Regions from separate parts of the Homo sapiens genome. Here region 2 is linked to region 1. The links are chromatin contacts, found by Hi-C in ENCODE. All regions are on one chromosome and are shown on one strand. Each heading gives the region's core, a stretch centred on a gene start or an enhancer-like site at or near the end of the contact. The rest is flanking DNA. Distances are from core to core; before and after follow the strand shown.

Region 1 (5,265 bases), core at 1,971-4,470:
AGGTGACGTGGGCTGGATAAAGGCAGGACCCAACGTGCAGTTGAGGGGCCCCCAGGGGGCACTGAACAGGCTCACGCCAGGGAACTTCACGCTGAGACACAACTCCACCACTCAGGGACAACCTCTCAATTCTGATGTCTCAATTTTCTCTCCACAAGCACAAAAACACTCGCCCATACAGAAGGGTTTTATGAGAATGGCCTTGTATTGGCATTGCGCAGGGTGCTTTAGTGTTTTATAACAATGCTTTGTGTTAGTGATTGCGCAGGGTGCTCTAGTGTTTTCTAAGATCTTGGCCTTGTGTTAGTGATTGCGCAGGCTGCTCTAGAGTTTTATGAGAACGCCTTGTGTTAGTGATTGTGCAGGGTGCTCTAGTGTTTTATGAGAATGCCTTGTGTTAGTGATTGTGCAGGGTGCTCTAGTGTTTTATAAGATCTTGGCCTCGTGTTAGTGATTGCGCAGGGTGCTCTAGTGTTTTATGAGAACGACTTGTGTTAGTGATTGCGCAGGGTGCTCTAGTGTTTTATGAGAATGCCTCGTGTTAGTGATTGCGCAGGGTGCTCTAGTGTGTTATGAGAATGCCTCGTGTTAGTGATTGCGCAGGGTGCTCTAGTGTGTTATGAGAATGCCTCGTGTTAGTGATTGCGCAGGGTGCTCTAGTGTTTTATGAGAATGCCTCGTGTTAGTGATTGCGCAGGGTGCTCTAGTGTTTTATGAGAATGCCTCGTGTTAGTGATTGCGCAGGGTGCCCTAGTGTTTTATGAGAATGCCTCGTGTTACTGATTGCGCAGGGTGCTCTAGTGTTTTATGAGAATGCCTCGTGTTAGTGATTGCGCAGGGTGCTCTAGTGTGTTATGAGAATGCCTCGTGTTAGTGATTGCGCAGGGTGCTCTAGTGTTTTGAGAATGCCTTGTGTTAGTGATTGCACAGGGTGCTCTAGTGTTTTATGAGAACGACTTGTGTTAGTGATTGCGCAGGGTGCTCTAGTGTGTTATGAGAATGCCTCGTGTTAGTGATTGCGCAGGGTGCTCTAGTGTTTTATGAGAACGACTTGTGTTAGTGATTGCGCAGCGTGCTCTAGTGTTTTATGAGAATGCCTCGTGTTACTGATTGCGCAGGGTGCTCTAGTGTTTTATGAGAATGCCTTGTGTTAGTGATTGCGCAGGGTGCTCTAGTGTTTTATGAGAATGCCTTGTGTTAGTGATTGCGCAGGGTGCTCTAGTGTTTTATGAGAACGACTTGTGTTAGTGATTGCGCAGGGTGCTCTAGTGTTTTATGAGAATGCCTCATGTTAGTGATTGCGCAGCGTGCTCTAGTGTTTTATGAGAATGGCTGTGTGTTAGTGATTGCGCACGGTGCTCTAGTGTTTTATGAGAATGCCTTGTGTTAGTGATTGCGCAGGGTGCTCTAGTGTTTTATAAGATCTTGGCCTTGTGTTAGTGATTGCGCAGGGTGCTCTAGTGTTTTATGAGAACGACTTGTGTTAGTGATTGCGCAGGGTGCTCTAGTGTTTTATGAGAATGCCTCGTGTTAGTGATTGCGCAGGGTGCTCTAGTGTTTTCTAAGATCTTGGCCTTGTGTTAGAGATGGCGCAGGCTGCTGTAGTGTTTTATAAGAATGTCTTGTGTTAGAGATGGCGCAGGCTGCTCTAGTGTTTTCTAAGATCTTGGCCTTGTGTTAGAGATGGCACAGGCTGCTCTTTGACCTGTCGCGTCACCGACTCCTTTCTATGCACATCAGCGTAGTACACACATCACCCGAGCGGACACCTTGCTCTTTTCTGGATTCACCATGGCTTAGCCAGTGCCCTACCGAGGCCACGTCTGACCTTCCAGCGCCTTCCCTAACTCAAAAGATGACAAGCAACCTTGCATGCACATCCCTGGCCCTTGTCTGGTCGCTATTTCTTGTGCACATTCCTGAGGGGGAAACAGCTGAACGGGAGGAACATTTAAAGACTGACCAGTCTCCCAATGCCGGAAGTGAGCTGTGCAGCATGCTCTCCGGTGACGAGGCCCCTGTGGGAGGGGGACCTTTTGAGATATGCAGCTGCTCACCCCGGCCCCAGGAAGCTCTCTTGGGGAACCCGGCACTCAGTGGGAATCACAAAGAGGAATCGTCTCAAGGCGGCTCTCTCTTCTCCCACGGCCCACCTGGCTTCCCTACACAGTGAGCGCCGTGGCTGGCGCGGCCCGGGCCTCGGACTCACCCGTGTGCCGCTTGCAGTGCTTGAGCATGTTGACCTTCTGCGCGAACCTGCGGTGGCACTCCTTGCACTCGTACTCCTTGATGCCCTTGTGCAGCTTCATGTGGTGGCGCAGCGCGTGCTTGGTCTTCATGCCTTCAAGGACACAGCGAGTCAGAGGCGGCCACACCCCCACGCAGCCCACCTGGGGGCCCATGCCCGAGACCCTGGGGCAGGCACAGGCAGCGGCCCGTGCGGTACTGGTGAGGGTGTGGGCCGGCCCCCGAGGATCCCGGTCAGTCCACCAGCGGTGAGACCTGGGAAGTGACTGTGCCCAGAGGCCGGGAGGGACTGACTGCAACATCAGGTTCACTCACTCCTGCCAGGGCCTGGCCGAGCCCTGACCACGCGAGCAACGCCGGGGCGGTGGGTAAACTTCCCTGCGTGCCCATGGCAACCCGGCGGGAGAATTCGGTGAGAGATAGATTAATACAAGCATGACTAAAGGTTCCCTTCAACCTTGACAATATGAGTGGTGATTGGGATTCGGACGCGAGATGGTTTCAATCTACCTGTAATTTAAGAAGCCAATCTTAAGAAGCTGAAATACTCCAAAGCCTCACTCACACAGCCAGTGGAGAGAGGGTGGCCCTGGCATAGGGGCTGAGTCAGAGGTTGTGGTGCGCTGGCAGGGACAGCACTGTACAAGGCCCTCCGCAGGGGGCACAGGCATGTGCGGCTTGGTACACCTGACCGTGAGGCTGACACGCACCAGGGAACAGGGCGACCCAGCCCAAAGGCAGCCTCCCCAGCCCCGAAGAGGCGCCTTCACTGTGCCTGCCCAGGGCGGTGGGCAGCCTGCACTCCCAGGCCACCGTGTTCCCTCCACATTTGGGGAAGAACTACTGAGCCTGAACACAGCTCTGTAGTAAGCTGGTCAACGGTTCCCCTGTGATTCCACCCTCACCAGATGCAGGGGTGACCATCCACCAGCTCCTGCCAGAATTCTAAAGGCCGGGCCAGAAGACCTCCCTGGCTACGAGAAAACTGCGCGGCTGGGCCAGCAGGGGGAGCAAAGGCCCCACGATGAAGCCCGCTGCCTGCACACACAGCTGCACAACTCCTGGCCTCGGGTGGGGACGGCACCTGCAGGCCTATTACCAATGACCGAAGAGTGATTCCACCTGAAAAAGTTACTGTCAATCCTTTTGATTAAAAAAAAAAAAAAGAGTGCCGGTCACTGCTGACACGCCCAGACCCCAGCACTTCCCTCTTCCTGCTTCTAAAATGAACATATTCCAAATTTCAAAACTAATACACAGTCACAGAAAACCCAGAAAATACAGAAGAGATGGCATCTCCACATTCTGACCTCCCCACCACAGCCAGCATTGGTGACAGTAATGTTTTTTCTTCCATTTAACAAAGAAAATCTGCCAACAGTTTCAAAATAAACACAACTGCCAGACAGAGGAAATTTTAAAGCTTGCTCTACTGGGATTGTGAGTCAATCCATTTACAAATTACCGTGGGGAAAACTGATGTTTTTTAAATACTTATAATTTCTAATCCCGAACAGGGGATGCCTTTTTTATAGCTTTCAATACCTGGTGTCATATTCTTACTGGCCACAGTAAGTTCTTGTAGATCATTCCTGAGTAGTTCAAGGCCCATGATGTGATTCTGAACAAGACGTTTTCCTCCACACACACAGAAAACCTACTGGCTGGGCCCCTGCCTCCACCTGCTGGTGACAGGCTCTCACGACTACTAACAGCCTCCCACTTGGTCCCTGACACTGACTAATTCCCTGGTCAGGGCTAGAATTTCTGGAAAAAAATGTAAAGTAATAATATGCAACAGTGTTTCTTGCAACACTGTAATAATAAATGACTATAACAAAACAACCAGAAACTTTATAAAATAAAGGGTCTGGTTATATGAATCGTACGAAGGGCTTGAAAGATAAAACCAGGCAATATTTACATGTTCCGATATAAAAAGATCTCCAAGACGTATTTTCAAGTAAAAAAAAAATAGCAAAGTATCAAAAAAACAAATGAGCACAAGCATGCGCTGGTATGTACTAGCAACTGTTGCGTGATAGCACGATGACAATACTGGAATTTGGTATTCTGTAAAATAAATCTGGCAACTGATGTATTAATGCCAGCATTTTATTTCAGCTATTCAGAATTCATTTTAAAAAACGATGCAACTAAATAATTAATACATTTCAAACACTAAAATGTCTACAACATTATAAAATGTGGCTTTACCCCACACCCCTTGCCTCCCAGGGCATCTGGTGGCATTTGGGGACCTGCAGGGGACCCAGGTGTGGCTCCTCTCTGCCTGCCTAAGAGGCCCGGCCCTGAATAAGCCCCCACCCCTGCCCCTCCTGTCTCTACGCGCTACTCAGGACCCCTCCAGCCAGGCTCACCACACTGTCTTAAACATTTTACTTCTTGGGGGCATTGGGGAGGAAAGGGGAGGAGCAGGTGGTGAAAGGGGCTGGGAGCTTAAGGCAGACGCGGATAAAGAGCAAGCCAGCCTGTCCCGCTAAGGCAGGCAGACACTGCTACCGACATTCTGTTCAGAGAAACCACCTGTCCCGCTAAGGCAGGCAGACATTGCTACTGACATTCCGTTCAGAGAAACCACCGCAGTGGCTCTGCGAGGACCGGCTGGGGTTTGAGGGGAGAGTAACTATGCCACCTTCCAGACCTGTTTGTATTGTTTAAAAAATATGTCTTGGCGAGGTGCATGCGCTGCTTTTTTAATAACCACCCATGTGCCGTCCTTGCGCAAAGTTACCCTGGAGGAGGGGCAAGAGCCTGTGCTGGCCTCTGAGGTGAGGAACAGAGGGCCAGGAAGTGGGGAAAGGAAAGACCCCCTTTCTGGCCTTTTCTGCAGGCAGTTCTTTTAGGCTTTGACACGCAGCGTTATTCTACGGGTGCTCATAGGGGTCACCCGGCGAGTGCAGTTCATGCAGCTCCTGTGTTTCCAACACACTGTCACCGGGACAGCATGAGCAGGGTCGCTTGAAACAGCCCAAGACAAACCTGCTGCTCCAAAAC
Region 2 (5,377 bases), core at 2,822-5,321, 340 kb before region 1:
GTGAGGGGGTAAGTGAGGGGATGAGCAAGGAGGTGAAAGGGTGAGTGAGGGGGTGAGGGCATGAGTGAGGAGGTGAGGGGGTGAGTGAGGAGGTGAGGGGGTGAGTGAGGAGGTGAGGGGGTGAGTGAGGGGGTGAGGGGGTGAGGGAGTGAGTGAGGGGGTGGGTGAGGAGGTGAGGGGGTGAGTGAGGAGGTGAGGGGGTGAGTGAGGGGGTGAGGGGGTGAGGGAGTGAGTGAGGGGGTGGGTGAGGAGGTGAGGGGGTGAGTGAGGAGGTGAGGGGGTGAGTGAGGAGGTGAGGGGGTGAGTGAGGAGGTGAGGGGATGAGTGAGGGGGTGAGGGGGTGAGGGGTGAGTGAGGGGGCGAGGGGGTGAGTGAGGGGGCGAGGGGGTGAGGGGTGAGTGAGGGGGTGAGGGGGTGAGGGGTGAGTGAGGGGGCGAGGGGGTGAGTGAGGAGGTGAGCGGGTGAGTGAGGAGGTGAGGGGGTGAGTGAGGAGATGAGGGGGTGAGTGAGGGGGTGAGGGGGTGAGTGAGGGGGTGAGGGAGTGAGTGAGGGGGTGGGTGAGGGGTGGGTGAGGTGGTGAGTGAGGGGGTGAAGGGGTGAGTGAGGGGGTGAGTGAGGGGGTGAAGGGGTGAGTGAGGGGGTGAGGGGGTGGGTGAGGGGTGGGTGAGGGGGTGAGTGAGGGGGTGAGGGGGTGAGTGAGGGGATGAGGGAGTGAGTGAGGGGGTGGGTGAGGGGTGGGTGAGGTGGTGAGTGAGGGGGTGAGGGGTGAGTGAGGGGGGTGAGGGGTAAGGAGGTGAGGGGGTGGGTGAGGGGTGGGTGAGGTGGTGGGTGAGGGGGTGAAGGGGTGAGTGAGGGGGTGAGTGAGGGGATGAGGGAGTAATTCAGAGGGTGAAGGGGTGAGTGAGGGAGTGAAGGCATGATTGAGGGGGTGAAGGGGTGAGTGAGGGGGTGACTGAGGGGTGAAGGTGTGAGTGAGGAGGTGAGTGAGGGGGTGAAGGCATGAGTGAGGGGGTGAATGGGTGAGAGAGGGGGTGAGTGAGGGGTGAAGGGATGAGTGAGGGGGTAAGTAAGGGGTTGAGGGGGTGAGGGGGTGAGTGAGGAGGTGAAGGTGTGAGTGAGGGCGTGAGGGGGTGAGGGAGTGAGGGATTAGTGAGGGGGTGAGGGGTTGAGTGAGGAGGTGAGCAGGTGGGTGAGTGGATGAAGGGGTGAGTGAGGGGGTGCAGGGGTGAGTGAGGGGGTGAGGGGTGAATGAGGGGTTGAGTAGGGGGTGAGTGAGGAGGTGAGGTGGTGAGTGAGGGGGTGAAGGGTGAGTGAGGGGGTGAGGAGGTGAGTGAGGAGGTGACGGGGTGGGGTGAGGGAGGGATGAGGGGGAGAGTGAGGAGGTGAGGAGGTGAGTGAGGGTTGAGGGAGTGAGGAGGTGAGTGAGGGTTGAGGGAGTGAGGGGGTGAGTGAGGGGGCGAGGGGGTGGGTGGTGAATGAGAGGTTGAGGGGGTGAGTAGGGGGTGAGTGAGGGGGTGAGGGGTGAGTGAGGTCTGCTGCCTTCCCTGCTTCCTGTGTGTGAGTGTCTTCTCCACCAGGAGATGAGTGCATGGGCAGAGGGCAGGGCGGGTGCCACGCACCCTTGGGGCTGTGCTGGACCCCCACTCAGGACCTAAAGAAGACCTGAGCCAGCCCTGCCGGGATGGGACGGTGTCAGCTCCTTCCACCTCTTCAAATGAAAAGCTGAGCTCAGGACCACGGCCCCACGACAGCACTGGGCCATCCCAGAGGAGAGGGACGGTGGCTTCCACATTTGCAAACAGTTTGGAAACTGTAAGCACTCTAAACACAGAGATGGGGACACCCAAGTCTAAGCCACCGTCCAAAATTCAGGAGAGAAGAGGCAAGAGCACTGTTGTTCTCTGGTCTTGTCCCTCCTCCCGGGTCCCACTGGCTGATGAGCACCTGGTGGCCACACGGTGGTGCTGGACCACAGCCCCGCAGATGCTCCAAGTCCACGTTAGGTGGCTGCCAGGGCTCACTAACGCCACCCCCCTTTGCTTTCTGGAGAAAGAGACCTGCCGGGCCTCCAGCTCATGGGTGGCATAAAGTGTAGGGCTTTGTCAGCTTCTTGAGCGTGCCTGATCTCAGGGGGTGTCCCTTGGACCCAAGGCTGAAGGTGTCTACAGGCCATGGAAATCTAAACCAGGAGCTCCTTGGAAAGAGCGAGACGCCGCTGGGCACATTCCAACCCGTGACCCCACCTTCTTCCCTCCCACGCCCCCAGAGACACAGGGAGTACTGTTCTGAAAGTAGAGAGCTTTTCCTAGTTAGAAGTATCAAAAGGGGGACTCCAGATGAACTTACCTATACAGCGTAAAGAAACCACTGCTTTTGAAGAACAGGCATCACTGCAAAAAGAACAGGGGAAATTCTGGTCACGATAGTGCGGAGTCACCTGCCTCTCACATGCTTAGAAATCAGTCATTTCTTCCGATGTTCCCTCTCCTGTCTTCTGAGACATAGAAGGGTCTGCTAGTTACAACTCCAATAAGGTAAGTAAATCCATATAGGGACAGTGGCAAAGACCAGACACTGAGCCAAGGTACGCGGCTCACATCCCCACAGTGTGACCTTGGGCAAGTTACTTAACCTCTCTTAAAATTGTACCAGCTCCTAGGACGGTTGTGAGGGTAAGTATACAATAATGCTAGTTTTGTTTTTCCTCTTGGAATTTAAAATCATCTTCTAATTTTTAAGGAAGCCATTTGGAAACCTCTGGGCTCCTATAACTGCTTTAAATTTGTAGTGTTGAAAGCAATATAACCAATAGTTTCCCTAGGATTAGAAGAAACGTAAGAGTTACTCATTTGGGAGTCAAACATCCCAGGTTATGGATGAAGAGGAAGTAACTGATGCATTTTGTCCTGCAGTGAATTTCCCAGGCTATGCTGAGAAGGGAAGACGCGGCCCCTGGCATGCAGAGCTGGCCCGCCCTGATAGCTGGGCCGTGTGCTCTGCGGAACCTGAATTATTTCACTGAGCGTCAATATCGGACTAGGCCCCTCCATGCCTGAGATGGGGCAAGACACAAGGAGCCTCCTCCGAAATGATGTCTGAACAGACAGAACAGGAACCTTGTGCTCACAACCACAAAATCACGATCTGATGTCTCCTCCTGTCCTGGCTAACTTGAGCGACGGACGTTTCTTTACCAATCACAGCTTTAGCCTAGCCTCATTCCAACCTCCTCCTAGAAAAAAAATAATAAAGCAGCCTCACAGAATTACCCCTGCTTCCTGACAGCATCCAATCCAGAGCAAATCTCTGCTTCCTCCAACCACCCCCAAACCACCTTGCAGGAGCCCAGGCCCTACAATAATAGGTCCTTCCTGACACCTTCTTACTAAGGCACACCCCCCGGGTTCTCAGTGACTACAGGTGCATTCCAGGTGGACTCTGGCTCTGGGGCACTGACACGGCCAAGTGAAGACATGTCCCCTTTAAGAGAAGACATTTCCTAAGAATCCTAAGGTCGGTAGGGATAGCCCTGTGTGGTCACAGCGCCAGGGCACATGTGGTTATTCACAGAAGCCCGACAGAAAACAAGCCAAGAACTCAGGCATCAAAGGGCAACTGCTGCACAGAAAGAGGAAAAGAAGTGCGCCTCCCCCCACCACCACCACCGAGATAGAATAGAGCCTACCAGACAATGGCCTTCTCTTCTTTCTTCCAAGCCCTCCAGCCTCCTTGTGAGTTCCCAAGGCTCTTGCCAAGGGACGGCAGCACCTCCTCCCCTCCCCCCGTCCCTGCCCGGCTGGACTTGGCTCCCTGATTCCGTGTGTAACCCAGAAAGACAAAGAACCACTCAGCATTTACAAAGTGCCCAGGCAGCTGTGTTTAGCTTCTCCACAGGGACAAACCGCAGCCCTGCTGTTTTGATGGGTGCACCTGGCCGTGCACAGCCCTCCCCACTGGGCTTGCCCTGCCACATTCCCCAGGACAGCAGGCTGCAGTGGAAGTCAGGCCCCCAGACCCCTCCACCAGCGGCCTCCAGGAATGCAAACCTGCCCCAGGCTCCCACTCAGAGGAAAGGTGGCGCGGGGTGATTAGTTCATCCTCCCCCGAAATGCAGCACCTGGCACCTGGCAGGCAGGGAGGTGATGCCTAGACACCAGGCATAAGCCCTGGGGACCTGGGAGGCAAGGAGAGCTCATGGGCAAAGGACACTGTGTATCTTTCACATCAGAAAACACATAACAGCAACAATCATAGCAAGTCTGCAAACATCCTAAATATGTGCAAAGCAAAAGGAAGAGCCTAAGTCCATCCCCTCTTCTGCCCTCCCAGCCAGGTCAGCCACTCATCATGTGACCTGTGGCTTGTACCCACTTCTACCCCCTGGAAACACCACAACTCATTCCCAGGCCGCCAGAATGCTGCCCATCCCTCACAGAGCACCCTCTGGCACTGCTGTCCCGGGGTTGGGGCTAACGGGACCAGCCAGCCCAGCTGCCTGGAATGGAGCAGGACTTCCCTTGCTCAAGCCAGTGAAGTCCCTGGCAAACTGGAATGAGCCGGTCACCCTGGCTGGGACACTGAGACATTATCTTGGATTCCTAGAACCACGCCCTGACAAAATAGGTACACCTCTAAATGTCTGAAGAGGAAAGAAAACTAAATAGAGTTGAATGTCGATGTTGCAAGTGTGAGCCGCTACCAACAAGGGCAGACGGTAGAGGCTGAAAATGAAATAGCAGAGAAACCTCAGCCACTTCCTATGAATAAACCAAGGGCTGCTTAGAGTAACCAGGCCTGGTCAGACTCTAATCTCCTCCCAATGCAAAACCCATCCAGACCGAGTATTGCAGCTCAGAGAAATCAGACTCAGGACAACGATTCCCCATGGTGTCTCCTAGTTGATTTCATTCCAAAATTTTTCAAGAAGAAATTGCTGCATACCTGTGGTACAGTTTTTTATAGATATCGACATTGCCGGCACTTGTGTTCAGTTTCATAAAGCTGGTGGATCCGCTGTCATCCACTATTCCTTGGCTAGAGTAAAAATTATTCCTAAAAAAGAAAACCTTATTTGTGATAATGGTTAAGGCATAAGCAAACACAAATCCTATACTATGTCATAATACCGCTCATACGACATTCAGAATAAGAGGGAAAAACCTTAGCATTTAGGAAAAAAAATCACACGTTCTAACCAAGTGCTAGAATATTGTAACGATTTTTCGATTCAATAACCCTAAAGTGTCAGACAAAATTCCTTCATTGGTCGTGTTTCTTATCCAGGTTAGGATCAAGAAACTATGAGAAGGACATAGGATTGTATAATCATACACACATTTAATCTAATAAAAGGTACAGATGTTAACATGGCCCCAGT

Evidence for each region. A loop is a pair of places that touch in the nucleus more often than their neighbours do. Pooled maps may share reads with other maps.
Region 2: a loop to region 1 is called in a map of PC-9, with 10 times the contacts of the local background. The contact joins two enhancer-like sites. A Hi-C loop is called at or near these places in 3 of 168 maps with a recorded cell type or tissue (IMR-90, MCF 10A and PC-9) and 5 of 50 pooled maps.

The regions. Positions count from the first base shown.
Region 1 is chr21:41,813,496-41,818,760 of GRCh38, forward strand. It overlaps PRDM15 (PR/SET domain 15), which reads right to left. Exons shown (of 24, transcript NM_001040424.3): 19 at 2,210-2,341. Among named protein-coding and RNA genes, the nearest start is that of RIPK4, 49 kb to the left of the region's middle. RefSeq lists an enhancer at 3,361-3,410. Within about 2 kb of position 3,221, at least 7 of the 41 ENCODE cell types and tissues checked have a DNase peak (open chromatin) inside an H3K27ac peak, as active enhancers do; they include PC-9, where a contact is called at or near this core.
Region 2 is chr21:41,474,231-41,479,607 of GRCh38, forward strand. It overlaps TMPRSS2 (transmembrane serine protease 2), which reads right to left. Exons shown (of 14, transcript NM_005656.4): 7 at 4,942-5,052; 8 at 2,347-2,390. Among named protein-coding and RNA genes, the nearest start is that of TMPRSS2, 31 kb to the right of the region's middle. Within about 2 kb of position 4,072, at least 7 of the 41 ENCODE cell types and tissues checked have a DNase peak (open chromatin) inside an H3K27ac peak, as active enhancers do; they include PC-9, where a contact is called at or near this core.